2 separate regions of the Homo sapiens genome follow, and region 1 is linked to region 2. A link is a loop called in an ENCODE intact Hi-C map of the cell type or tissue named here. Cell type or tissue: mammary epithelial cell. All regions are shown on one strand.

What was found. A loop is a pair of places that touch in the nucleus more often than their neighbours do. Peaks named below come from ENCODE experiments on the same cell type or tissue, not always from the same donor. Only the 100,000 strongest peaks of a DNase experiment are listed, where the experiment ranks them.
Region 1: a loop joins it to region 2, with 5 times the contacts of the local background. A loop is called at or near these places in 2 of 110 quality-filtered maps.

Annotation. Positions count from the first base shown.
Region 1 is chr2:83,897,549-83,905,548 of GRCh38, forward strand. No RefSeq gene overlaps it. Among named protein-coding and RNA genes, the nearest start is that of LINC01809, 380 kb to the left of the region's middle. In mammary epithelial cell, no CTCF peak of the experiment used is centred here; a DNase peak (open chromatin) is centred at 3,503.
Region 2 is chr2:83,846,306-83,854,305 of GRCh38, forward strand. No RefSeq gene overlaps it. Among named protein-coding and RNA genes, the nearest start is that of LINC01809, 330 kb to the left of the region's middle. In mammary epithelial cell, no CTCF peak of the experiment used is centred here; DNase peaks (open chromatin) are centred at 3,946 and 4,976; H3K27ac peaks cover 2,048 bases.

The sequences.
Region 1 (8,000 bases), 51 kb after region 2:
TGGCCTTTTATAAAGTCACAGAGCAGTTTACCAGCGGGGTCTGGCCAGAGAAAATACAAAGAAATCATATTTAAGGGTCCACTTTCTCTATCTTTTTCACACTTTTCTAAAGCCCTGAGATATAAGTTATTTGGAATTTCTAAAATCATGCTGTGTATGACACACATTGCTCCAAAAGGATGAGCATTTGCAGGTACTTTTGTGTTCTTAGATCCTAAAAACCCAAATAGCTTTTCCCCAGGCCTGCCCTATGTTTGCATTTTTACTTCTCGTGTTGTTATTTTGAGCAAAGGAGATATTTCCCATAGTTCTATGCTATTGCTATATAGGGCATTCTTAATACAAAAGAGAGTCATGATGATAAGAACATGGCCTCAAAGTCAAAATAAGTGTGCCCTATCATTAGCAAACTAATGGCCTCCTAAAGAAGCTCACACCCTAATCCCTGGAAGTTGTAATGACTATATTCTATTATGCAGTAAAAAAGACCTTGCTTATGTGATTAAATTTGAGGATCTTGAAGTGAAAATGTTATACTGTATTCTCTTGGTAAGCCCAGTTTTATCACATGAGTCCTTAAAAATGGAATAAAGAGGCATAAAGGTAGGAAAGAGAGATGGCTGCACGAGAAGAATTGGTGCTGGTTATGTAGGGACCAAGGACCTGAGAAAGGCCTCTGAGAATTAAAGGAGACCCAACAGAGAGCCAGTAAGGAGATGGAGATTTCAGTCCTACAAATGCATGGATCTAAATTCTACCAATACTCCAATGAACAGCATACAGAACCTCCCCTAGATCCTCCAGAATGCAGCATTGCTAACAACTGAATCTTAGCCTTGTGTGATGTGTCAGACTTCTGACCCACAAAAATGTAACACAAAAAATGGTTTCACCAAACTACTAAGTTGGTGAAAAGTCACTACAATAGCAGAGGAAAACTAATAGAGGCTCAAACCCTGCTCTCTACTGTCTAGCCTTGGGAAAGTGACTGAAACTCTCTGAGCCTCAATTTCCTCATCAAGAAAATGATGATATTAACAGTATCTCAGATAATTGTGACAATAAAATCAGAAAATATACAAAACACTTCATATGCCTAGCATATGAAAAGCCTAATTAATATTAGTAAAAGCTTAATTAATATAAGGTTAATTAATATAAGTAAAAGCTTAATTAATATTAGTTGTGATTGCCCTTCTATGGAACCAATACTTTTAAAAATAGATTAAAAAGTCTTGTGTTCAAAAAGTCTGACAAAAGCTGGATTAACTTTTTAAATTTAATTGAGGTATAATTGATATATAAAACCTAAACATATTTAATTTATACAGTTTAGTGAGTTTGGACATATGATACACTGATAACACCACCACCACAATCAAGATAATAGACATTGTATTAATCTGTTTATTACAAGTTTTCTCAGAGCACTTAGTACATGCATATACTTGTTGAATTTCCAAGAGGATATATACTCTGCAGTGTTTTCTAAAAGTTTTGACTAGGAAACCTCATTTTGCAAATATCGTTTTGTACCTCTAAGAACATGCTTTGGGAAATGATGGACTAAATTTTGAAGACTCACATTGTTATGGACTGGATATTTGCGACCTACCAAAATTCATATGTTGTAGCCCTAATTCCCAGTGTGTTGGTACTGAGAGGCAGGGCCCTTGGGAGACAATTAGGTTTAGATGAGATCATGAGAGTAGAGCCTCCCTGATGGCATTAATGCCCTTGTAAGAAGAGGAAGAGACCATAGCCCTCTCTATTCCTCTCTCTACCATGTGAAGATATAGCAAGAAGACTGTATCCTATCTGCAAACAGGAAGGAGGGCTTTCAAAAGACACCAAATCTGCTGGTACCTTAATCTTGGACTTTCCAGCCTCCAGAAGTGAGAAATACATTTTTGTTGTTTAAGCTCCCAGTGTTTTGTAATCATAGTCTGAGCTGACTAAGGCACATAAAATGCAAACATCCTCTGAGAAGGGTAATATGTTAAGCGATTTATTATTAATGTTGTTGGTATAGGAATATAAAAACTTTAATAACTTATAAGTAATATTTATATTCTATTTTGATGAAAAAGCTTTGCTGGAATTTAGAGTCAAAGGGCTGGTGGAAATGATTATCAGAATATCAATCACGGCTAAAGTAGGTGAAAAAAATTCTGCCTGTCAAAACATCATGAATTAGAGTAGTCTGGAGATCTCTATATTGTTCACAAATACTGTGGAAGGAAGATTTTATCCCCAAGATTATCTACGACTCAAGGATACAGATGAAGTCAAGAGGCTTTGAAAAGTTATATCTTACTGTGTACAAAATGTTCTTTTCCAAAGTATGTTGATGATATAAAATAGGTTACACAGGTTTGGATGCAGCTGAAGAAAGAGATTATTGGCTTTCTATTGGCAAAAGTCATTATTCTAGAATCACAGAGTGGATGCTAGCCACAAAATAAACATTCTTTGCCATTTGCAGACTTTCTTCCTCATTCCTCCCCAGGAAATGTTTTAGATAATTGGCTATCACTAGGCTTAAGAGATCAGGGACCAATAAGTTGCACATGAAAACAAACCTCACTAGCAATAAAATGCACATGGTCCTAGTGATGGCTAATTTTATGTGTCAACTTGACTAGGCCACAAGGTGCTGAAATAGTTGGTCATTGTTCTGAGTGTGTCAGTGAGGCTGTTTCTGCATGAGATCAATATTTGTTTTTTGTTGTTGTTGTTGTTTTTTGTTTGTTAAACAAACAACTGTGTGCCCCAGACTGGAGTGCAGTGGCATGATCTCAGCTCACTGCAACTTCTGCCTCCCAGACTCAACTGATTCGCATGCCTCAGCCTCCTGAGTAGCGGGAACTACAGGTACGTGCCACCATGCCTGGTTAATTTTTGTATTTTTAGTAGAGATAGGTTTTCATCATGTTGGCCAGGCTGGTCTGGAACTCCTGACCTCAAGTGATCCTGCCCCCCTCGCAAAGCACTGGGATTACAGGTGTGAGCCACCGCACCTGGCCAATATCAACATTTGAATTAGTTGACTGAGTTAAACAGATTGCCCTCCCTAATGTGAGTGGGCTTCATCCAATCAATTAAAGTACTGAACAAAATTAAAAGGCTGAGTAAAAGAGAACTCTTTGTCCCTGACTACTTAAACAGAGACATTTGTCTTCTGCTCTCAAATTCAAAAGGAAACCTTAACTCTTATTGGGTCTCGAGCCTGCCAGCTTTTTGGACTGGAGTTTACTCCATTGTCTCTCCCCGTTTCCAGGTCTTTGGACTTAAACTGGAACTATACAGCAGCAGTCCTGAGTCTCTAGCTTGTTGACTATAGATTCTGGGACTTCTCAGCCTCTGTAATTACATGAGCCAATCCCTTATAATAAAGCTCTTTCTCCTTTTCTTTTTCTCTCTTTTTTCACACACACACACGCACACACACACACACACACACAGTCATGTGCTGCATAGTGAAGTTTCAGTCAGTGTTAGACTGCAAATACCATGGTGATCTCATAAGATTATAATGCACATGAAAAATTCCTATCACCTAGTAATGTACCCATCATAATACAGTAGTGCAATGCATTACTCATGTGTTTGTAGTGATGCTGATGCAAACAAATCTGCCCTGCCAGTCATTTGAAAGTATAGCACATTCAATTTTGCACTGAAGCAGCTACATTGTCTAGGGTATATATTCTGGGGTTCATCATCATGCACCAGGAAACTTTAGGACATGGACATACACAAAGTTTAGGAACAGAGGTTTAATAGGTAGAAGAGAAGAGAAAGAGAAACAGCTCTCTTTATAAAGAAAGGGGTCTCCAAGGAGAAAGGACCTGTGGCAGATGCACCAGATTTTATAGTCAGGTTTGAGGAGGCGATGTCTAATTTACATAGGGCTCACAGATTGGTTCAATCAGGTATGACGTTTACATAGTGCACAGTGAAGGCTGGCCACCCCACCCAAATCTCATTATGCAAATGAACTTTCCAGCTGATCCCTGCCATCTTGTCTGCTCCTTACTATACATGTGGCTGGCAGAGAAGGGAAGGTGGAGCTGCCATTTGGAACATGTCTCTCCCTGGTTCCTGCCAGCATTCACCCCTGCAAGCTCCCAGCTTGCTTGTCTATGTCTTTAGCTCGACTTTACAGGCTGCTTTTTGTTAGAAAATGACTTGGAGCTGCTTTTCATTAAAAAAAAAAAAAGCCTTACCAAAGACTCCCATACCCTTACTATCTGCCTGAGTAATTTCCTCTTAACTCCTGTATCAGTAATACTCCTGTACCTGTAATAATTGATAACAATAATAAACAACTATGTTACTGGTTTATGTATTTACTAGAGTATACTTTAATCATTATTTGAGAGTATAATCCTTCTACTTACAAAAAAATGTTGACTGGGAAATAGACTCAGGTTGGTCTTTCAGGAGGTATTCAAGAAGGCATTAGTATCATAAGAAATGACAGCTCCATGCATGTTATTAACCCTGAAGAGCTTCTAGTGGAACAAGAAAAGAAGGTGGAAGACAGTAATATTGATGATCCTGACTATGTGTAGCTGTAGGCCAATATGTGTGTTTGTGTCTTTGTTTTTTCAAAGTTTTAGGATTAAAAAGCTTTAAAAGTTAAAAAAATTTTGAAATCAAAAATAGAAAAAAGCTTATACAATAAGCATATAAAGAAAGAAAAATTTTGTACAGTGCATAATGTTATTTTCAGTTTTGTCATCATAAAAGAGTCAAAAAGTTTTAAAAAATTAAAAAGCTTATGAAGTAAAAAACTTACAGTAAGCTAAGGTTAATTTATTATTGAAGAAAGAAAAACATTTAAAAATAAATTTAGTGTAACCTAAGTGTACAGTATTTATAAAGTCTGCAATCATGTACAATAATGTCCTTGGCCCTCACATTCCCTCACCACTCACTCATTGACTCATTCAGAGCAACTTCTATTCATAGTAAGTGCCTTATCCAGGTGTATTATTTTGTACCTTCCATACTGTATTTTCAGTGTACCTTTTCTATGTTTAGATATATTTAGATACACAAATACCATTGTGTTACAGTTGTTTACAGTATCCCATACAGTAACATGCTGTATAGATCTGTAGCCTAGGAGGAATAGGCTATATCAGATAGCCAAGGTGTATAGTAGGTTATAGCACATAGATATGTATATGTAAACTCTTTGAGGTTCACACAACAAAAAAATTTCCTAATGATGCATTTCTCAGAACATTATCATTAAGTGATGCATCTATCTAGACAGATATCTAGATATAAATTGATTTGTCTATATCTATATATATTTACATCTACATCTATATCTATATCTAGAGAGAGAGAAGTACATGTATGTATGTACATATTTTCTATTGGTTATGTGGTTCTGTTTCTTTGGAGAACCCTAACTAATACAGATTTTGGTACTTAGAGTGGTTCAAGAGGAATAGTGTTTTAAGGATGAGGTTTCTGAACTGGTTCTGAGTTTTCTGGAATTGGCTCTTTAATCTGATTATATTTAAAGATGCTAATGACCCTATTTCCAGTAGCAAAGAGAGCACTCATAGTCCATGGTGTGACCTGGCAGTAGAGATACATAAAATATCTACATTGAATGCAACCACTTATAAGAAGCAAGGATCTGGATGACTACGTATATGATACTTTTGAATATTTTTGGCAAACTAACAAATATAGTGAAGTTGGCTGTTTGTTCCCAACATCACTGGGCAAAGTGGGAAAAGAAAAACATCTCAGATCCCAGCTCAAGTACTGCATGAATTCAGTCAAAAGGCATTTCAATCTGTCATCCACATTTCCTGCTTTTTCTATTTTATTTTACTCAAGAGCACCATGTCTTATCTATATTCTCTGAAGGCCTTTCTTGATTGTTATAGTGTAGTCTTCCCACAGTGCAAGGCCAAACTCTTTTTCCTTAATTAACAAATATATCAATTTTGAGTCAGTTCAATTTCTATTAATATTACTCAGCTTCCATTTATTAATTTACAAAATGGAGAAACATACCACTTTTCAGGTCCTGGTAAAAATAAAATGAGAGACATAGAGTAAACATTGTAGACTGGCCTAATGTAAGAACTTTTGTAATCATTCAAAATGTTAAAATACTGAATAAAATATAAAAAACAACAATAAGGGCTGGGCACAGTGGCTCATGCCTGTAATCCCAGCATGCTGGGAGGCCGAGGCAGGTGGATCACTTAAGGTCAGGAATTTGAGACCAGCCTGGTTGACATTGTGAAACCCCATTTCTACTAAAAATATAAAAATTAGCCAGGCCTCATGGCGGGCACCTATATTCTCAGCTACTCAGGAGGCTGAGGCAGGAGAATCACTTGAACCTGGGAGGTAGAGTTTCCAGTGAGCCAAGCTCATGTCACTGCACTCTGCACTCCAGCCTGGGTGACAGAATGAGAGTTCGTCTCAAAAACAAAAACACAAACAACAAAAACAGTGAAAGTTAAACACATACAGCTAAATTAGAAAACTATAAACTCCTATGGAAACAAACAAAAACTTCAAGTGGTGACAGTAAAACAGAGGTTCAATCTGAAAGGCTCATGATTATATTGAAACCAAGAGAGATACTTTAACATCTAGAGTATGAACTTCTCACGCTGTTGAGAAACACCACATAAGGCCTCCAGGTCATGTCAAAAAGGTTGCTGCATTCAAAATAACAGCACCAAGACAAAAGGACAAGGAACTGGCTCCCTGTGAAGCAAGAACCAGAAAAATGAGTTCACTCACTTCCCTGGGAAGAGGCAAAGAAGTTTATTAAGTTTACAAAGCAGCTAATAGAAGGCTGTGAAGGAAGATGAGATGAGCCCATCATGCTTGTGCCTCACAGGACACCAGAAGCCACATTTATTTCATCCAACTGGATACTGAGAAATTAACAGAAGAACTGGTCCATATCTGGTGAAAAGTAGAAGGTCCCATCAGAATAAAAATAGGAACTACCCTATAACTGAACTCTTGCTTTGATTAAGGCAAGTGTTATTCCCATGGAAAACAAATCCATAGAAAATGACCTTAAAATAAATGACCTATAGGAGGAAATGACTCAGAGTGATTGGAGTATTAACTAAATCAGAAATCCTCAAAGTTACACCCTAAGAAGGAGAGATAACAAAACAATCAGAAAGAGACTTTTAAATGCATATATTGAAAATCTTCATGATATAAAGAAAGGGAAAAACAAGCATGAAAAGGAAGAATTTAAAAATAAACCAAATATAATTATTTAAATATGTATATATACATGCACATACACATATGTAATACATATGAATGTATACACATATGCTTTGAAATAAAAAAGCAACTCTGGTTCAGACAGTAGACTAGATAAAGTTGAAGACAAATAAATGAAAAAGAGGGTAGATCTCAGGAGTGGCACATATTAGCGCACACATTGATGGAAAATAAGAGGCAGAAGTCAAGTGATATGAAGGTAGACTAAAAGCTTCAATATGCAAGTGAAAATATAAATAGAATGAGAGGGAATTTCTGAAGAAATAATTATTGTGAATTTTTCCGAATAGATGTGATACCTAGTAAGAAGAGTCTCTGAAAAGAAAAGACCAGACATTGAATGCTTTGATAAGGAAATGGTTAGGATTTTTTTGGAGTGCAATAACATTTGCTAAAATAGAAGAGATAAATTTAGGCAATGTAAGATTCAAGTGAGTCTAAGCAGGTGCTTGAATTTAATTCATCAAGTAAATACAATTAATGAGAAATTATTCAGCAGGAAACTAAGATTATCAGACTTACGACTTTGAAAAGGTAATGTTATAATATTTCAGAGTGGGATGTTGGTGGAGAGAGTAGGATGTTGTGGGTACCAGAAAGTAGAAGTGATCTAGAAATATTATGTTGAAAATCTTAAGTGTACATTGGCAGCAGGAATTAAATGAATTGGGGAGAATTGAGGCCAGTCACACAGGTATTAA
Region 2 (8,000 bases):
GTTTACATTTTCTATACCCTTTGTAGTTATTTTGGTTTGACACGCTAATTCCTATAGAGGTATGTTTAAATACTACTTCACTCTGATTATATATTTATCTGTTCCTTCTTATAATTTGTATCAAGTTGCTTTACATATTTTGATTTTACTGTTTGATGCATTTAAGTGAATTAAAGGAAGATACAATATTACATATTGGATATTATATATTATATATACATTTCCCTCCTCTTCCTTTACTTATGTATCCTTTCTCTTTTCTCCCTGTTCTGAGTAGCACTGTGGGTGTTACAGCACATTTTAAAGGCAGAGGCAGGTCAGGATGAAAGAAGTCCAGATTAGGGAAAGTTATAAATGAACTGCTTAATATGCATCTTGCCTCTCTAAGCACTATATATATATTTTTAAATTAGTCTGTCGTGACTAGACTAGTTCATTAGACGGCAGGTTCATGACAAAAACAAGAAAAAGAGCAGGACAAAAGGCCTTCTTAGAAAAATGAGATACACAGATGAATCGCTGGGTCTACTGTTTTCTTGGTTTCTGTCTTTTTTTTTTTTTTTCTCGCAGTGTGGAGGGATGGGGTAAGGGTTGAGAGGCACGAGCGAAAGAAGACTATGAATCTTCTAGTACCACTCACTCCACACCAGAGGAAAGGACAGAGCCAGGCTAACTGTCCACCTCAGGGTCACATTTACTAAACCCTTTGATTCAGGATGAAATATGTATGGCTACCATGAGTTTCAGCATATAAATTCAGGTATCCTCCTGCCCAGGTGTTCAACAACCTCTGACACCCAGATACTTACTGGTATCTCAGGATTTATGACAGAAAAGTTCGTACAAATGTCCATGGAAAATGTCCACATGCAGCTTAGCCAAAAAGGAGAAAAATGTAGTTATTCACAGCCCAGGCTTTAGAACCAGACATATCTGTGAGGAGATCCTAGCTCTGCTACTTACCAGCATGCACTCTTGAGCAAGTTACTTAATCATTTTGAAACCAAATGTCCTTATTCATAAAAGAGTGTCATAACATGTATCTTAATTTGCTCTTGTAAAAATTAAGTTAGATAATTTATATAGGGTTCTTTCTATAATGCCTAGCACATGGTAAGGAATCAATGAATATTTAGCCATATTAGCTACATTGTTTAGTTAGTTACAAAATAAATAGAGGCTGAATTCTAGGTGGGGACCAAAGCGCAACATGGCATAATTCCAACAAGCATAAGATTTCCTCCAACAGAAGTTCATAAATAATCTTGATCTACTGACTTTCTTAATCTCAGTAGCCTATGGATTATTCTCTGTATTGCTATGGCTTCCTTTTTTTCTAACTCAGTTTTTAGTGTCAGCAATAACACCTCATGCTGTCTACTCAGCTTCATCACCATGCTATAGTGTGACAAAGTATATTCATTTCTACCGTAGAGTCAGAAGAAAAGCTTCTCCTTCACCCTCTGAAGGTTTACTGAAAATGAACTGACAGAAGGCAGATTCATAGAAGGAAACACATACAAAATTTATTTGATGTTCATAAACATGGGAGAATTGCAGGTGAATGATTATTGAATAACCCTGTGAGGTCTAGGTGCTTATATATGTATCCTACTTTATAGGGGAAGGGGAAATGGGGGTTGTAGGACTAAATGATTTGCAGGAGAAAAGAATGAGCCCACACAAGGATTACCTAGGACAGTGTTTCTCTGAGCTCTGGGGAAGGTGATACGAAGGTGAGGGGTGAAACTTCACCTTAAATAAGGGTTGTATTATGTGCAGATAGAGCCTCCCAGGTAATCTCTCAGAGCTGCCTTCAGAAGAATACATAAAAAATCTGTCTGGTTGTGATGAGAACTCCCAGTCTCTTCTCTTCTCAGAGAGTTAAACTTTCCTAGTTATTTGATGAGATTCCTAGGGAAGGGGACTTCAGACAATTGTATTTTTTTTTTTTTAAGAATTTTTCTGCATCAGAGAAACAAATTCCAGAGAGTTGCTCCCAGTGCTTCATGAAAAAAAGAGGATTGAAGAGACAGGGGAAGATCAGATGAGAGAACTTGTGTCTTTCTGGAGGACCTTCAGTTTTCTTTAACTTGAGGCACTCAGCATGCCAAAGTGCTATATTTTGGGATATAATTTTTTTTTATTTTACTTTAAGTTCCGGGATACATGTGCATAATGTGCAGGTTTGTTACATAGGTATACATGTGCCATGGTGGTTTGCTGCACCTATCAACCCGTCATCTAGGTTTCAAGCCCTGCATGCATTAGGTATTTGTCCTAATGCTCTCCCTCCCCTTGCCCCAGACTCACCGACAGGCCCCAGTGTGTGATGTTCCCCTCCCTATGTCCATGTGTTCTCATTGTTCAACTCCCACTTATGAGTGAGAACATGCAGTGTTTGGTTTTTGTTCCTGTGTTAATTTGCTGGGGATGATGGTTTCCAGCTTCATCCATGTCCCTGCAGAGGACATGAATTCATTCTTTTTTATGGCTGCATAGTATTCCATGGTATATATGTGCCACATTTTCTTTATCCAGTCTATCATTGATAGGCATTTGGGTTGGCTCCAAGTCTTTGCTATTGTAAACAGTGCTGCAATAAACATTCGTGTGCATGTGTCTTTATAGTAGAATGATTTATAATCCTTTGGGTATATACCCAGTAATGGGATTGCTGGGTCAAATGGTATTTCTGGTTCTAGATCCTTGAGGAATTGCCACACTGTCTTCCACAATGGTTGAACTAATTTACACTCCCATCAACAGTGTAAAAGTGTTCCTATTTTCTCTGCACCCTCTCCAGCATCTGTTGTTTCCAGACTTTTTAATGATCGCCATTTTAAATGGCATTAGATGGTATCTCATTGTGGTTTTGATTTGCATTTCCCTAATAACCAGTGATGATGAGCTTTTTTTCATATGTTTGTTGGCCGCATAAATGTCTTCTTTTGAGAAATGTCTGTTCATATCCTTTGCCCACTTTTTGATGGGGTTGTTTGGTTTTTTCTTGTAAATTTGTTTAAGTTTCTTGCAGATTCTGGATATTAGACCTTTGTCAGATGGATAGATTGCAAAAATTTTCTCCCATTCTGCAGGTTGCCTGTTCACTCTGAAGATAGTTTCTTTTGCTGAGCAGAAGCTCTTTAGTTTAATTAGATCCCATTTATCAATTCTGGCTTTTGTTGCAATTGCTTTTGGTGCTTTAGTAATGAAGTCTTTGCTCATGCCTATGTTCTGAATGATATTGCCTAGGTTTTCTAGGGTTTTTATGGTTTTAGGTTTTATGTTTAAGTCTTTAATCCATCTTGAGTTAATTTTTGTGTAAGGTATAAGGAAGGGGTCCAATTTCTATTTTCTGCACATGTCTAGCCAGTTTTCCCAGCACCATTTATTAAATAGGGAATCTTTTCCCCATTACTTGTTTTTGTCAGGTTTGTCGAAGATCAGATGGTTGTAGGTGTGTGGTGTTATTTCTGAGGCCTCTGTTCTGATGCCCCAGAAATAACACCACACATCTACAACCCTCTGGGATATAATTTTCTGTGCCCCAACACTACCAAGATATGTTTGTACCTTTGTTTACAATCTAGTATTTTTCTTAATTCTGTTTAATTTCACCATGTATTAGTCCGTTTTCGCACTCCTGATAAAGACATACCTGAGACTGGGCAATTTACAAAAGAAAGAGGTTTAATTACTTACAGTTCCACGTGGCTGGGGAAGCCTCACAATCATGGTGGAAGGCAAGGAGGAGCAAGTCACATCTTAGATGGATGACAGCAAGCAAAGAGAGAGAGCTGGGGCAGAGGATCTCCTCTTTTGAAAACTATCAGATCTCGTGAGACTTATTCACTATCATGAGAACAGCTTGGGAAAGGCTTGCCCCCAGGATTCAGTTACCTCCCACTGGGTGCCTCTCACGAACAGCTTGGGAAAGACTTGCCCCCATGATTCAGTTACCTCCCACTGGGTGCCTCTCACAACATGTGGGAATTCAAGATGTGGTTTGGGTGGGGACATAGCCAACCCACATCACATCAGAAATAGTTAAATAGTTTAAAAATACATATTATGTTTTTCGAGAAATTTGGGTGGAATGTAGTAGAAATAGGCCAATAAAACAACATTTTTATTTACCTGTCAATGTAATCAAGTTGTTAACAATCTTCATATAACTAAAAAAAAATAAATCATAACTGGGTCATGAAATGTTTTAATGGCATACCAATGCTTCTACTCACACTTGCCTGTTTATGTATTACTAAACCTAGCTACAAAAGGAAAAATAAAATGCTGATATAAATAGAGAAAACTCAATAATGCCAATCATTCAATTCTTAGCTTTGCTGCTAAAATAAATTTAAGAAAAAATTTACATTAAAGTTGTGTTTGCATTGGCCATTATTGTGCAAAACATGATTTCTCAGCCTTGGCTCTATGGACATTTGGAGCCGAATAATTCTTTGTCATGAGGCCTATCATATGTACTATAGGATATTTAGCAATATCTCTGACCTCTATTCACCAGATGTCAGTAGTACCCCTCCCAGGTATGACAACCAAAAATGTGTCCAGTCATTTCCATGTCCCCTTGGGTGGGGGAGAGTGGCTTGCTCCTGGTTAAGAAGAACTGGTATAAACTAAAGGATGTTCAAAAGCAGGGAAGACACCTTTTGTCTTCATTTTTCATTTAATTTATATTTTTAAACTTTTGCTATTAATGCAAAGTAATGCACTATTGGAGGTTCTCTGTGCTGTACCCAAAGCACATTTTAAAAGTTGTTGGTCAAATTTAGCCTGCTCCTGATGCAGGATTTTTCTCAGTCATTTTGCCAGCTGGGGACCTCTGGCTGGCAACACCCTAGCCTGGGCCTTGCTCAGGCATGCTACCTGCCTCAGGAGGCAGCCAACCCACTCAGCCAACCTGGGCCATGCCTGGTTTGTGCACCAGTGCAGCCTGTGGCTGGGCCAGGCATGCCCCAGCCTGCCTGTGTTATAGCTCATAACTGCATTCGGCGGTTCCCAAGTCCTTGTCCGACATCCGAGAAGAATGAGGATACACTGACAAATGAAGGGTGAGGAGGGCAGAGAATTTTATTGAGCAATGAAACAGCTCTCAGTGGAGAAGAGATGCAGGGCTGGTCGCCTACCCAAAGTTGGGTGGTTTCTCTCCCAATGTGGCTGAGCCTGGGGCTTTTACGGGCTCAGAATAGGGGAGTGCATGCTAATTGGTTTGTAACTATGCAAAAAAAGTTAAAGGCATCACTCAAAGGTGGGTGGGCACAACAGGATAAAAAACCAATTAGGGAAGAGTAGGTATATGTAAAATATGTGAAAGGCGGGGATCAGTTAGAGGAAAGTGCACCAAACAGAAAGAGAGGTTCTCAATCCAGTCCATGGATTAACCTAGGACTTGTAGTTAGGCTTTAAACTATCTTTGGCTTGAGTATGGGGTTTCACCAGGGACCCACACCTGTCTGCCTAGGCATTTGTCTACTTCCTACTACTCTTACTCCCTTTGGCTCATATTTTATTCTGTTAAAAAATGTTGGACAAAGCAATGATAGACTGGATAAGGAAAATGTAGCATACATACACCATTTAATTCTATGCAGCCATAAAAAAGAATGATATCATGTCCTTTGCAGGGACATGAATGAAGCTGGAAGTCATCATTCTCAGCAAACTAGCACAGGAGCAGAAAACCAAACACTGCATGTTCTTACTCGTAAGTGGGAGTTGAACAGTGAGAACACAGGGACACAGGAAAGGGAATAACACACACCGTGGCCTGTCAGGGAATGGAAGACAAAGGAAAGCAGAGCATTAGGACAAATACCTAATGCATGTGGGGCTTAAAACCTAGATGACGGGTTGAAAGGTGCAGCAAACCACCATGACACATGTATACCTATGTAACAAACCTGCACATTCTGCACATGTATCCCGGAACTTAAAGTAAAAAACAAAAAATGTTGGACAAGATTTTCATCCAGTTGCACCTGACTTCTGAAACTAATCCTAAATGTCCTCTGAATGTATTATTGAAAGATTGTTTTCTTTTCATTTTCTTTTTTTGTTCCCCAGCACATCCAGCATGCAGAAACAGAAGATTGTTTTCATTACCATTTATTTTTTTATGTGACACAAGTAGACTGCTCCAGACCTTGCAAGGTCTGATTTGAATTTTTCAGAGCTTTCCTTTGCTGCTAATGGAATACCCCCTTTGTATATCCAAAACATTTTTCTTTGTTTCTCTTGAGCATGGATGCTATATAGAATCAACAGCATTGAATTGATCCAGTAGAAAGAGGCTTTTTGAGCAACATTAAAAATAGAAATGAAAATTGCAAGATTTTCTTTGGTTGCAATCCATTCCTTTATTTACATGGCACAAACATTACTACTTTTCTATACCAATGGCATAGGAGCCTAGCTCTGAAGGTCTCCTGGGAGTCATTTAGCATTTCATTTAGGTCCAGGCCACTGCAGATTATATTTTGTAAAGAAGGATAGAAATTTTTCTTTAAAATTCTACTAAAATAATCCAATAGTAGTTGAACAAGCTTCAAGTTTGTGCAACTTATGTGATCAGAATGAGTTCCAATTTAGCTTAAAAGTTCATCTCAATTCCAGGAGAATTAAGAGCTCATATGGGAGGGGTGATTGATGACTAGCAGGACAGCTTGAGAAACTCACTTCTAATGAAATGGTGAAACTTGATTTTTTAAAAAACTAAATCCTCTAGAAATACTCCTAAGGACATACTACAAATGGGAAAACATGTATTCAGAAAAAATCTATAAAAATTCAAAACTCTAACTTGAATAAATTAGTCTGAAGTTAAACGCTAAAAAAAAAAAAAAGAAAAATGCATGACTCAATGAAGTTTTGAAAATGATAGGGAAATCAGCTGACAGTTTCTGAAGTTTAACAGCCAGGTGTGATGAGGGAGAGACAAAGAGAGCCCTGCTCAAAACAAGGGATCATCCCAGGGTGACTGAATATACACAAACCTGAGTATGCCTAAGGTGCAACATCAGAGGTTACCAATATTCATATGTATGTTGGAGAGAAATATGTATTTTTAGCGTCCACTAAAAATCATTCACTCAGCTATTGTAATAAGAAAATAATAGTAATATGGTCTTAGAGGGAAGAAAGTACCCAGTGTGTATATATGAGATGCAGAGATACAGGAATACATGATTCATATGCTAGGAAAAAAAGAAGGCAAAACTAATCGCTTGTGAAAGCAATCAGCTGTCAGATTAAACAGAAAAAGACTTCAAAATAGCCATCATAAATGTATTCAAAGATGTAAAGGAGAACATAATTAAAGAGGTAAAGAAATGTAAAATGACAATGTCACATCAGAAAATAAATATCAATAGAGATACAATTTTCTAAAAAATAGACATTCTGGAGTTTAAAAATGCAATAACTGAAATGAAAAATTCACTGAAGAAATTCAGAAGATTTGAACTGGCAAAAATAGTAGTAAATTTGAAGATATATCCATAGAAGTATGTGTGCCAAATCATAGAAAAAAGAATAAAGAAAAATAGAACCTCATGTAATGATAGGACATAGTTACATATATGAACACATATGTAATAGAAATATCAGAAAGAATATAAATAAATAAAAGAGAAGCAATATTTGAAGAAAAAGTAGCTAAAAAAACTTCCCAAATTTGTTCAAAAACAACAACCTACACATCCAGGAAGCTCAATGAACTTTAAGTAGCATAAATTCAAAGAGAACCACAAACAGACACATTGTAATAAAAATGCTGAAAGCCAAGGACAAAGTAAAAGTCCTGAAAGCAGTAAAAGAAAAATAAATCACTACTTACAAGGAAACCCCAATAAGATTAATAGCTGACTTCTCAGCAGAAACGGTAGAGTACAGTTGGCTGTGTGATAGCATATTCATAGTGCTCAAAAACAAAAAAGCCTACCAACTATGAATTCTATAACCACCAAAGCTATGTT